2 separate regions of the Homo sapiens genome follow, and region 2 is linked to region 1. Evidence: chromatin contacts called from ENCODE Hi-C or POLR2A ChIA-PET data. All regions are on one chromosome and are shown on one strand. The core of a region is the stretch at or near the end of the contact, and the rest is flanking DNA. Distances in the headings are between cores, read along the strand shown. Region 1 holds the start of ATP1B2 (ATPase Na+/K+ transporting subunit beta 2). Region 2 overlaps DNAH2 (dynein axonemal heavy chain 2).

The links. Hi-C counts contacts between places; a loop is a spot of excess contacts on that map. ChIA-PET counts read pairs that join two places held with the same protein, here RNA polymerase II (POLR2A). Pooled maps may share reads with other maps.
Region 2: a loop to region 1 is called in a map of left cardiac atrium, with 2.8 times the contacts of the local background. The contact joins the enhancer-like site here to the promoter of ATP1B2 in region 1. A Hi-C loop is called at or near these places in 1 of 168 maps with a recorded cell type or tissue (left cardiac atrium) and 1 of 50 pooled maps. POLR2A ChIA-PET finds 5 or more read pairs at or near these places in 2 of 52 experiments (K562 and PC-3).

What each region holds. Positions count from the first base shown.
Region 1 is chr17:7,648,072-7,653,544 of GRCh38, forward strand. It overlaps ATP1B2 (ATPase Na+/K+ transporting subunit beta 2), which reads left to right and starts at 2,855. Exons shown (of 7, transcript NM_001678.5): 1 at 2,855-3,559; 2 at 5,303-5,431. The coding sequence starts at 3,448. RefSeq lists silencers at 1-18, 2,765-2,914 and enhancers at 1,507-2,007, 2,008-2,508, 2,783-3,425.
Region 2 is chr17:7,807,260-7,812,732 of GRCh38, forward strand. It overlaps DNAH2 (dynein axonemal heavy chain 2), which reads left to right. Exons shown (of 86, transcript NM_020877.5): 62 at 1-60; 63 at 211-327. Among named protein-coding and RNA genes, the nearest start is that of KDM6B, 24 kb to the right of the region's middle. Within about 2 kb of position 2,277, at least 3 of the 41 ENCODE cell types and tissues checked have a DNase peak (open chromatin) inside an H3K27ac peak, as active enhancers do; they include PC-3, where a contact is called at or near this core.

The DNA of each region.
Region 1 (5,473 bases), core at 1,605-4,104:
TCTAGTAAAAATACAAAAATTAGCCGGGCATGGTGGCCTGTGCCTGTAATCCCAGCTACTCAAGAGGCTGAGACAGAAGAATTGCTTGAACCTGGGAAGTGGAGGTTGCAGTGAGCCAAGATCGCGTCACTGCACTCCAGTCTGGGTGACATAGCAAGACCCTGTCTCTAAAACAAAAAACCATGAGAAGCTGAAAGAACTATGGATGAAAGGAAAATAGTTTAGGCTGGGTGCGGTTGTTCACACCTGTAATCCCAGCACTTTGCGAGGCCAAGGTAGGTGGATCATTTGAGGTCAGGAACTCAAAACTAGCCTGGCCAACATGGTGAAATCCCATCTCTACAAAAAAATACAGAAATTAGCCGGGCGTGGTGGTAGTCCCAGCTACCCGGGAGACTGAGGGAGGAACCGCTTGAACCCTGGAGGCAGAGGCTGCAGTGAGCAGATATCATGCCACTGCACTCCAGCCTGGGTGACACAGTGAGACTCTGTCTCCAAAAAAAAAAAAAAAAAAAAAAAAAAAAAAAGTTTATATTTTAGTGCCTCTAAGGGCATTTTTTCCCCTAGGTTTTGAACAAGGGTCCCTGCATTTCCATTTTGCACTGGATCCTGACAATTATGCAGCTGGCCATGCTTCAGTCTATTCTGCAGCAGATTCGGGATTAATTTTCTCAAAATACAGCTTTAATTAGGCCACTCCTCAGCTGAAAGTTCTTCAGTGGCTTCTTATTAGCCTGTAGGATAGAGTCCTGATTCTTCAGTCTAACCTGCAGGGTACTCCGCAATCCACACCCATGCTGTGTCCCCAACCTCCTTTCCCACTAGTCTCCGACTAGTTCTCTCCTGGAGCCAAGCCAGCCACTCCTGGGGTAGACTGTGCTTACTCCTGACTTCACACCTCTGTGCCTTTCATTCCTTTGTCCTGGAAGACTACCTACCCTTCAGAGGCCAGCCCCAACTCCCATTCATTCATTCATTCATTCAATGCATACCATTTTTTTGAGATGGAGTTTTGCTCTTGTCCAGGCTGGAGTGCAGTGACACAATCTCGGCTCACTGCAACCTCCACCTTCCAGGTTCAAGCAATTCTCTTGCCTCAGCCTCCTGAGTAGCTGGGATTACAGGCTCCCACCACCGCACCCGGCTAATTTTTTTAGTTTTAGTAGAGACGCAGTTTCACCATGTTGGCCAGGCTGGTCTTGAACTCCTGACCTCTGGTCTCGAACTCCCTTGCTCAGGTGATCCATTGGCCTCGGCCTCCTATAGAGCTGGGATTACAGGCATGAGCCACTGGGCCTGGCCGAGATAATGATTTTTTTTTTCTCTCTTTTTTTGAGACGAAGTCTCACTCTATTGCCCAAGCTGGAGTGCAATGGCGTGATCTCAGCTCACTGCAAGCTCCGCCTCCCGGGTTCAAGCAATTCTCCTGCTTCAGCCTCCTGAGTAGCTGGGACTACAGGCACCCACCACCATGCCCAGCTAATTTTTTTTTTTTTTTTTATTGAGACGGAAGCTCTGTTGCCCAGGCTGGAGTGCAGTGGAGCGATCTCGGCTCACTGCAAGCTCCGCCTCCCGGGTTCATGCCATTCTCCTGCCTCAGCCTCCCAAGTAGCTGGGACTACAAGCTCCCGCCACGACGCCCAGCTAATTTTTTTTTTTTGTATTTTTAGTAGGGACGGGGTTTCACTGTGTTATCCAGGATGGTCTCGATCTCCTGACCTCGTGATCCACCCACCTCGGCCTCCCAAAGTGCTGGGATTACTGGCGTGAGCCACCGCGCCTGGCCTAATTTTGCATTTTTAAGTAGAGACGGGGTTTCACCATGTGGGCAAGGCTAGTCTCGAACTCCTGACTTCGTGATCTGCCCGCCTCGGCCTCCCAAAATGCTGGGATTACAGGCATAAGCCACCGTGCCCGGCTTGAGATAATGATTCTTAACATGTGGTATGTAGAGCAAGTGTACTCCCGCCCTAGACTGTGAGCCCCGTGAGAGATGTGGCTTCAGTGTAACCTCTCTGGCCTCCCCAGGGCTACAGCACACAGTCTATAGAGGTGCTCAATAAATGTTTGTTGACCCAAGTAGACACATAAGGAGGTGAGTTCCGACGTGGGGGTGGGGGTGCCAGGAGGCAGAGAACCGAAGTAGACCTGGCTGCAGGGCTGGGATCTCAGGGCAGTGCTGGGGACTGGGAATGTGGTGTTGAGAGGGCTTCAGGGAGACGTGATGGGAAGATGGGGAAGCCTCTGCACGTGGACAGAGCCAGGTGGTGTGGACAGGGGCTGTGAGATTGGAGAAGGAGGCGTCTGGGGGACTGGTAGCGGCTCCCAACAGGGGAACGTCCCTCTGGGGGTGGCCTTTATCCATCTCTGCGGGGCCTGTCCTAGCTTCCCTCCTGGCTCGGCCAGCCTCCCGGCTGGTCTCTTCGCTCTCTTTCTTGATCTCTAGCTCTTTATTCCTCTGACATTCTGCCCCATCTGCTCCCGGACTCTTCCGCCGCATCTGTATCTTAGTCTCTTTCTAACTCCCTGCCTGGGGCCCCCACCTTTGAGCATATATCGGCTTCTCTCTCTGCCGTTGTGTTTCTCTGGGGTTATCTTTCCCTCTACTCCGCCCGGACACGCCCTCTATCTCTTCCTCCCACCCTGTCCCAGTCTAGTACCTGGGGTGGGGGTAATGGAGAGACAGCTAGGTCCCTAAGAGAAGTCAGGGGGGCGGGCCCAACCTCTCCATATTTACATATGTATGAGGTCGCCTGGGCCAGTGGCGAGGAGGCGGAGCTTCTGGGGGTGGGAAGGGGGCGGGCACCCCCAGAGCCGCAGAGTATAAAGACCGCGCTCGGCGACCGCGGGCCTCGCACTGCTGAGGAGCGGAGCCTCCGCCTGGGGGGCCCCCCATCCCTGGCTGTCCCCCAGCTGCGCGTCCCCGCCCCACCCCCGCGGCTGAGCCACCACCGGTGCAGTGGTCTCCGCTTGGCGGAGCGAGCCTTGAGCTTCGTTCCACAGCTTCTTTGCATCTTGGATTTCGGGGCGGCCCCCTCCCCCACCTCTCTCTGCCTTTTTGTACCCCGCTTTTTTTCTGCGTTCTGCTCGGTTTTTGTAGCCGTCTGTTTTTGCACCCCATTTCGTTTTGTTTCTAGACGGTTTGGTGGGGGGTGAAGCTGCATTCATACCCCTTCCTCTTGTTATTCTCCCCTGCTCTGACAGCACCCCTTTTCATCGCAGTTGGGGGGCCTAGGATCGGTGCATCTTCCGCCGCGCTGCCAGCACCCCGCAGCGCGTGGTCGTGCACCCCGGAATCTGCAGCAGCTGCATATCTGAGGGGGGTCTCCTTTGCCCGCGCCGCCTTCGCTCCCCGTGCTTTTGGGTGTGTGGAGGGCTTCAGCGCGCGGCGCCCCCGCTTCTCCGCAACCCCCCGCCCCGCGCCCGGACTCGCCCCGCGCCACCAAGATGGTCATCCAGAAAGAGAAGAAGAGCTGCGGGCAGGTGGTTGAGGAGTGGAAGGAGTTCGTGTGGAACCCGAGGACGCACCAGTTTATGGGCCGCACCGGGACCAGCTGGGGTACGCAGGGCCGGCACGCAAGGGGCGGGGGAAAGCCGCGGGGCGACGCCTCGGGGGCGCAGGGTCCCGCCGACGCGGCCCCAGCTCCCCTCCCGGGTCCCCGGCGTCCAGCCTCCCTGCCGGGCTCTGGGCTGGGAGGGGGCCGAATCGCCAGTCTAATCTCCCCGGCTGGCCGTGCGGAGGCGGAGAAAGTAGGTCACAGCCGCCTTCCCGCCCCCCGCGGAGCCCCCTCGGGCGGGGGGTCGCCAGCTCCGCCTGCGTGTCCGCGCCGGCGCTCACACTCCCTCTCGGGGCCTGTCCGCTCCACACGGGCGTCCCCCACCTCCAAAGAGCGCCCCTTCCCTCCCTCCGGCTCTCACTAGCTCCGCAGCCCCGTCTATTTTTAGCTCGTGCCCACCCCCTGGACCCTGGGAACGTTCATGAGGGGGCGGGTCTTGGGGGGTGTGTTAGGGGGGTTCTTCACGGCGGAAGTTGTCTGTATCCCACCGCCTGGCCTTGGGAGCCTTCTGGGACTGCTTTGTGGGTTGGGGGGCTGCTGATAGTATGAGTTTTACCGAGGCTGCAGGTTTTGCTCCCATGTCGGTGACGGAGGGAGGAGTGGTCGCTGTGGTGATTTGTGTGCATCAGCCAGCCAGGTGTCTGTGACAGTCGGATGACTTGGAAGCCTCCCCAGGCTGACCATGGCAGGACTCAGGGAGCTGTAGTGGTCGGGGGTTGGGGGGGTGGAGGGGGTCTGGTGACCGGCACAGGTGCAGGTGAGGGGTGGAATTCTTCCAAGAGGGATGGTCAAGCTGGGACGTTGAGACACAGGGGACAGAGGACACTGTGTGACACGATTTACAATCTTTCCACACTGGGCACCGTCCCCATCAGTCCACCCATTCGGGGCCTACACGAAGTGGGTCCCATGCAATCCATTCCCTCAGGGAACTCAAACTCCAGCCCCTGGGATGAGAAGAATCCAGCAATGCTTGGGAGAGCCAGAGGACTTCATGGAAGAAGTGTCCTCTGAGATGGAAGGATTGGGAGTCCAGGGTGGTGGGAACAGCCGGCCCTTGGGTCCTTACTTCAGGCGGGGGAGCCATGGAGAGATCCCACCAAGGGAAGGCTGTGGGAGATTCTGCCTTTCCTCCCTGCCTCTGCCCAGGGTGCTGGGTGTGAACTGAGGGTGGGGTGACTGTTGAAGGTTCTAACAAGCCGTCTCTGAGAGATTTGTAGCTAGGCTAGTGTTAGGTCTTTCATTTCAGGAACTGTGTTCAAAGTTTGGCTTCTGAAGGGCACCAGGAGAGAGATGTTGCTATTCAAATCTGAGGGTCCAGTCTCTGCGGGGTGGTATGAGGGTTTGCTTGTGAATGGTGGCCAGTACCCGCTTTAAAAGGCACCATGCTAGCACAGCTTTAAGCATGAGTACGAATGCAGAGGTAACAGATGTGTGCCTTGTCAGGACTATGCATGGTTGAGAAGTTGGAAATGTAATTGGAGGCAAAATAACAGACCTCCACAAGGTCGGGCTTCACTGTGCCCTAGGACCAGGAGGGGGCTGGGAGTCATGGCTAGAAGCCAGACACAACTGCCTGTTTCCAGTTTGTCTCATTTTGCCTCCAGAGGAAGGCTCTAAGACATCCCTGTGGCTCTGTGATCAGTCCCAGTGCAGAACTTCAGAGTGGGTAGAGGGGTGTGTGGGGATAGTTGAGGTTATGGTGGGAACCTTGGGCCCTGCTGACCCTGTTTCCTCCTCCCTAGCCTTTATCCTCCTCTTCTACCTCGTTTTTTATGGGTTCCTCACCGCCATGTTCACCCTCACCATGTGGGTGATGCTGCAGACTGTCTCCGACCATACCCCCAAGTACCAGGACCGACTGGCCACACCGGGTGAGTGTGGAGGCTCCCCCTGCCAGCTACTCTAACTGCTCT
Region 2 (5,473 bases), core at 1,027-3,526, 160 kb after region 1:
ATCATCGGCCGCGTCTCCCTGGCTGCCAAGTCCCTCTGCATGTGGGTGCGGGCCATGGAGGTAAAGGCGTCAGGGCTGGGGCGGGGCGGTAGGGAGGGCAGGCCTGGGGGAGTGCGGATGCACAGACCCAGGTGGAAGGAGGGGATGCCTGGAGGTGAGGGGGTTGGTGGGTTGGTGGGCGACTCCCACAGCCTGACTGTCTCCCCACAGCTGTATGGGCGGCTATATCGGGTGGTGGAGCCCAAGCGAATCCGAATGAACGCTGCCTTGGCTCAGCTTCGGGAGAAGCAAGCCGCGCTCGCTGAGGCCCAGGAGAAGCTGCGGGAGGTGAGCTGATCGCCTGTCCTTTCCACGGAGGTCCCTCTCCCTGAGTTCTGGATTGCTTCATTAAGCATTTGTTTTCCCCCATCTAATTCTAGCCCCCTTCCCCATGTCCTGTGCCATTCCAGTCCTGTCTCCTTCCCACTCTGTGCCCTGTTTAGACTGGGCTGCCTCTGGCTCAGAAAGCTAAGTCAATTGCAGAGGGTTATAAAGGCTCAAAGGCACTGCGACCCAGGAGCCCTTCCAAAGATTGACTTGGGAGCTGGCAATCTCTGTCACACCCTTCGGAGATGGCGCCTGAGATATTAACTGATGACATCTGCGTGGCAAATTGGTCTTTGCCAGAGGGATGGGTCAAGAGTGTCTGTGTCGCTTCTGTGGACCAAGAACAACGTGAGGGTGTCTGTGCATATGTTGTGTGGGGACGGGCTCTCCCAGAGGCCAAGTGGGTTAGTTACCGTGAGGAGTCTGGGCAACCCAGGCGATCTCCTGCAAGATGCATGCATGAGGCTGGGCGCCACGGCTCATGCCTGTAATCCCAGCACTTTGGGAGGCCGAGGTAGGTGGACCACCTGAGGTCATGAGTTCAAGACTAGCCTGGCCAACATGGTGAAACCCTATCTCTACTAAAAATACAAAAATTAGCCGGGCATGGTGGCAGGCACCTGTAATCCCAGCTACTCAGGAGGCTGAGGCATGAGAATCGCTTGAACCCAGGAGGTGGAGGTTGCAGTGAGCCAAGTTCACACCACTGCAATGCAGCCTGGCGACAGAGTGAGACTGTCTCAGAAAAAAAAAAAAAAAAGATGCATGCATAAGTGACTCCTGAACCAGGCAGAATGATGGGCAAGTGCCATTATCAAAAAAATTCAAAATTCTTCCAGTTTATCATTTGATTTTTTAAATGATTGATTTAATAGGTGATACTACTCTGTCCCCAAGGTAATACAGTTACATGGTTTGAAGTGTGAAAGGTACAAAGGAGTATCCAATAAGAAGTTTCCCCTCGCCCACCTTCTGTTCTCTAGTCACCAGCTTTCCTCTCTGAAAGCAGCCGATATTACTGTCACCCAGGCTGGAGTGCAGTGGCGCAATCTCAGCTCACTGCAACCTCCACCTCCTGGGTTCAAGAGATTCTCCTGCCTCAGCCTCCTGAGTAGCTGGGACTACAGGTGCCCGCCACCACGCCCGGCTGATTTTTGTATTTTTAGTAGAGACGGGGTTTTGCCATGTTGGCCAGGCTGGTCTCAAACTCCTGACCTCAGGTGATCTGCCAGCCTCAGCCTCTCAAAGTGCTGGGATTACAGGCATGAGCCACTGCCCCCAGCCTGCACCTTACTATCTTATTTACCTGTGAGTTGAAGATTGTTCCTTATCAGTATGTAAAGAGCCTCTGCTTTCTTTTTACCACTGCATGATATTCCAGTGGGTAGCTACAGGGACACCATCATTTATTTAACTGTTCCCCATTTGAGGGAGACACTGTTTCCAATCTTTGGATCTTTGCTTGCCCTGTAACTTTGTTGGTGCTATCTTCATATAGAAATTTAAAATATTTATATAATTGAAGCTGGCCATACAATTTCAAACTGTTTTACCTAAAACCAACTTTGGAAAACATCCAGGTTCGACCTCCACAGATCAGATGAGGAGCCTGAGGCTAGGGAGATCAAGGGCTCACTGGCTCGTCACCGTCAGAGCTGGGCTAGATCCTGTGTTTCCTGACTTCACGCCTCTCTGCCCACAGCTCATCCCCGTTTTTTTCCTGCTGTAGGCATCTTTACTGTCAAAAGCTAAGCTGCCCACGAGGCCTCTTCTGTGCAGGGAACTCACCCAGGTTGGGTGAACGGGGCTTCTCTCTGCACCTCTGCACCTGCTCCTCCACGGCTCCGTCCCTGCTACCACCGCCACCTCCCAACCTCTCACAAAACTTTGCTCTTTTACTCTGTCTTTTCCCAAGAGCGAAGAATCACAGGTGTGGCAATCTGTTTGGAAAGGGTTTTCACCTAGATGAATCATATCCTGGGCTAAATAATTAGGAGTGGTTCCTCATATGTGAAAAATGGGACCTCTGGGGTGCACTGCCAACAACATCATTCATCAAACAAGCATTTATAGTGCACCCAGTGTTAGGTATTTTGGTGGAGGGTCCACACCCACACTTGAGAACCCCTAAGTGAAAAGAGAAAGCAGACAGGGAACAAACATTTCTCCTTTTTTACGGACAAAGCCTGTGACGTTTATGAGCCAAATGCACCTTAAAAAAAAAAAAAAAGCAGCAGCAGCATTTATGTGTTTATTTTTAGAGATGGGGTCTTGCTGTGTTGCCCAGGCTGGTCTTGGTCTTGAATTCCCATCTCAGTCTTACAAGTTGTTGGGATTACAGGTGTGAGCCACCGTGCCCCGAAATGTACCTTCCTTTCCTTCCTTCCCTCCCTCCCTTCCTTCCTTCCTTCCTTTTCTTCTTTCTTTTCTTTCTTTTTTTTCTTTTTTTTTTTTTTGAGACAGGATCTCACTCTGTCGCCCAGACTGGAATGCAGTGGCGCAATCACGACTCACTGCAGCCTTGACTTCCTGGGCTCTGGTGATCCTCCCACCCAAGCCTCCTGAGTAGCTGGGCCTACAGGCACACTCCACTATTCCTGGCTAATTTTTTATATTTTTTGTAGAGACGGGGTTTCACCATGTTGCCCAGTCTGGTCTTGAACTCGTGGGCTCAAGTGATCCTCCTGCCTTGGCCTCCCAAGTTGCTAGGATTACAAGGGTGAGCCACCCCACCTGGCCCAAATATACCCTTTTTGTTTTGTTTTGTTTCGTTTTGTTTTTGAGAGAGAGTCTCGCTCTATCACCCAGGCTGGAGCACGGTGGTGCGATCCCAGCTCGCTGTAACTTCTGCCTCCCAGATTCAAGTGATTCTCCTGCCTCAGCCTCCCGAGTAGCTGGGATTACAGGCGTCTGCCACCACGCCCGGCTAATTTTTGTATTTTTAGTAGAGATGGGGTTTCACCACGTTGGCCAGGCTGGTCTTGAACTTCTTACCTCAAGTGATCTGCCCGTCTCGGCCTCCCAAAGTGCTGGGATTACAGGTGTGAGCCACCGCGCCTGCCCCCAAATGTACCTTTTAATACAACTTCACAACTAGGCACTGTGCCCTGGGCCCTGCCAGGCCAATTAAGTAAGAATCCCTGGCAGAGCCTAAGAATCAGCATTTTAAAAGCTTTCCTGTCAGAACCTACCAGAGATGGGAAAGCTTATGCATGGTACTGAGGCTCAGGTCTGAAAAGAGGCTCAGAGCCCAACTACATTGCAGATCAGAACAAATTTTGAGTAAATAGCTTTAGCCATTACTCACTTGTCAGCTAGTTCTGATATACAACAAGGGTTACAAACCAGTGGCGTAGATAGGGCCCCAGAAGGCTCTGAAATGGGTCAGAACAGAATCTTAATATACTTTAAGGCGACTGTATCCCCAAGTCTGAACATTCCCATTTTTTCCCATTTTGCATTCCAAATTATGTCTTAATCTACTTTAGGGCAACTATATCCCTAAGGTTGAACATTCAGATTTTTTTCCCATTTTGCATTCCAAATTATGTCTAGTCACATTGTCCAACATAACATATCAGAGGCCATTTAGTTCAATTAAATGACAGCATTAAAACGCTCCAATAATAACAATATACAGAAATTCCACAAATTTGAATATAACCCCTAGGGAGAAATTAAATTTCAAAGATTAAATAAATCCCTTTGCAAACTAAAGTCCAAAGAAATGGAAATTCGACATCAACTAATCTTGCCTTTGTGAGTTAAAAATCTAGACTTCAACCTTCTGAAGTTAAAGTCCCCAAGTCATCCTCCCCAACTTCCTGTTCTGCTCCATCTCAGCTGAGGGGTTATCTCAGTTCATTTGGGCTCCTATAACAAAATACTGGGTAATTTATAAATAACAGAAATTGATATCTTACAGTTCCGAAGGCTGGAAAGTCTAAAATCAAGGTGCAAGTACATTCAATGTCTGGTAGGGTCAGTTCCTCATGGATGACGCTTATGTGTGTCTTCACATAACAGAAGGGACAAACAAGCTTTCTTGGGCTTCTTTTACTAGGGCACTAATCCCATTCCTGAGGGCCCTACCCCCGTGACCTAATCACCTCCCAGATGCCCCACCTCCCAACACCACTCCACTGGAGATTAAGTTTGAAAATGAATTTGAGTGAGACATGACATTTGGACCGTAGCAGGGTGGGGGTTCTCTGGGTAGATCAGTTTTCTTAACCTGGGCTGTTTCTCCCTGGAAAAGGATGTTGTTCCTCAGGACCTCAGAGGCTGTATTAAGTTCAGAATGAAGTCTCTCGTGAGCATTATTTGAGATTAAAATAGAACTCAAGGGTCTTAATAAGGCATACACAACTTGCAGATAAAATTACGTTGCCAAAAAACTGGTTATTACCATTGCCAAAGACCGTAGAAGAAACCCAATAGCATTTGAGGTAATGAGGATACACAGAGAAAATCTTGGTTTTAGCTTTACCAAAATGTCAGTTATCTGGAACCATGACTTGTGCACTTAAATTTAACTAGGAGAAATCTTTAGCAATAGATTAATATAAGAGATACAATCTAACCAATAAGCATTTACTGGATCGGGGGTTATAAATCCACACATATGTATACATTCTTTTCTTAGGGGGTTGATCGTGGTAAAATACATATAAAATATATCATTATAACCATTTTGAAGTGCACCATTCAGGCTGGGCTTGGTGGCTCATGCCTGTGATCCTAGCTCTTTGGGAGGCAGGGGCCGGGGGATTGCTTGAGCCTAGAAGTTGGAGATCAGCCTGGGCAACATAGAGAGACTTTGTGTCCACAAAATATAAAAAAATCAGCCAGACACAGTGGCGCACACCTGTAGTTCCAGCTACTTGGAAGGCTGAGGTGGGAGGATCACTTGAGCCCAGAAGGTTGAGGGTGCAGTGAGCTATGATTATGCCACTGTCCTCCAGCCTGGGCAACAGAGCAAAATCCTGCCTCAAAAAATAAAGATAAAAATAAAGCCAGGTGCGGTGGCTCACGCCTGGAATCCCAGCACTCTGGGAGGCCGAGGTGTGCGGATCACCCAAGGTCAGGAGTTTGAGACCAGCCTGGC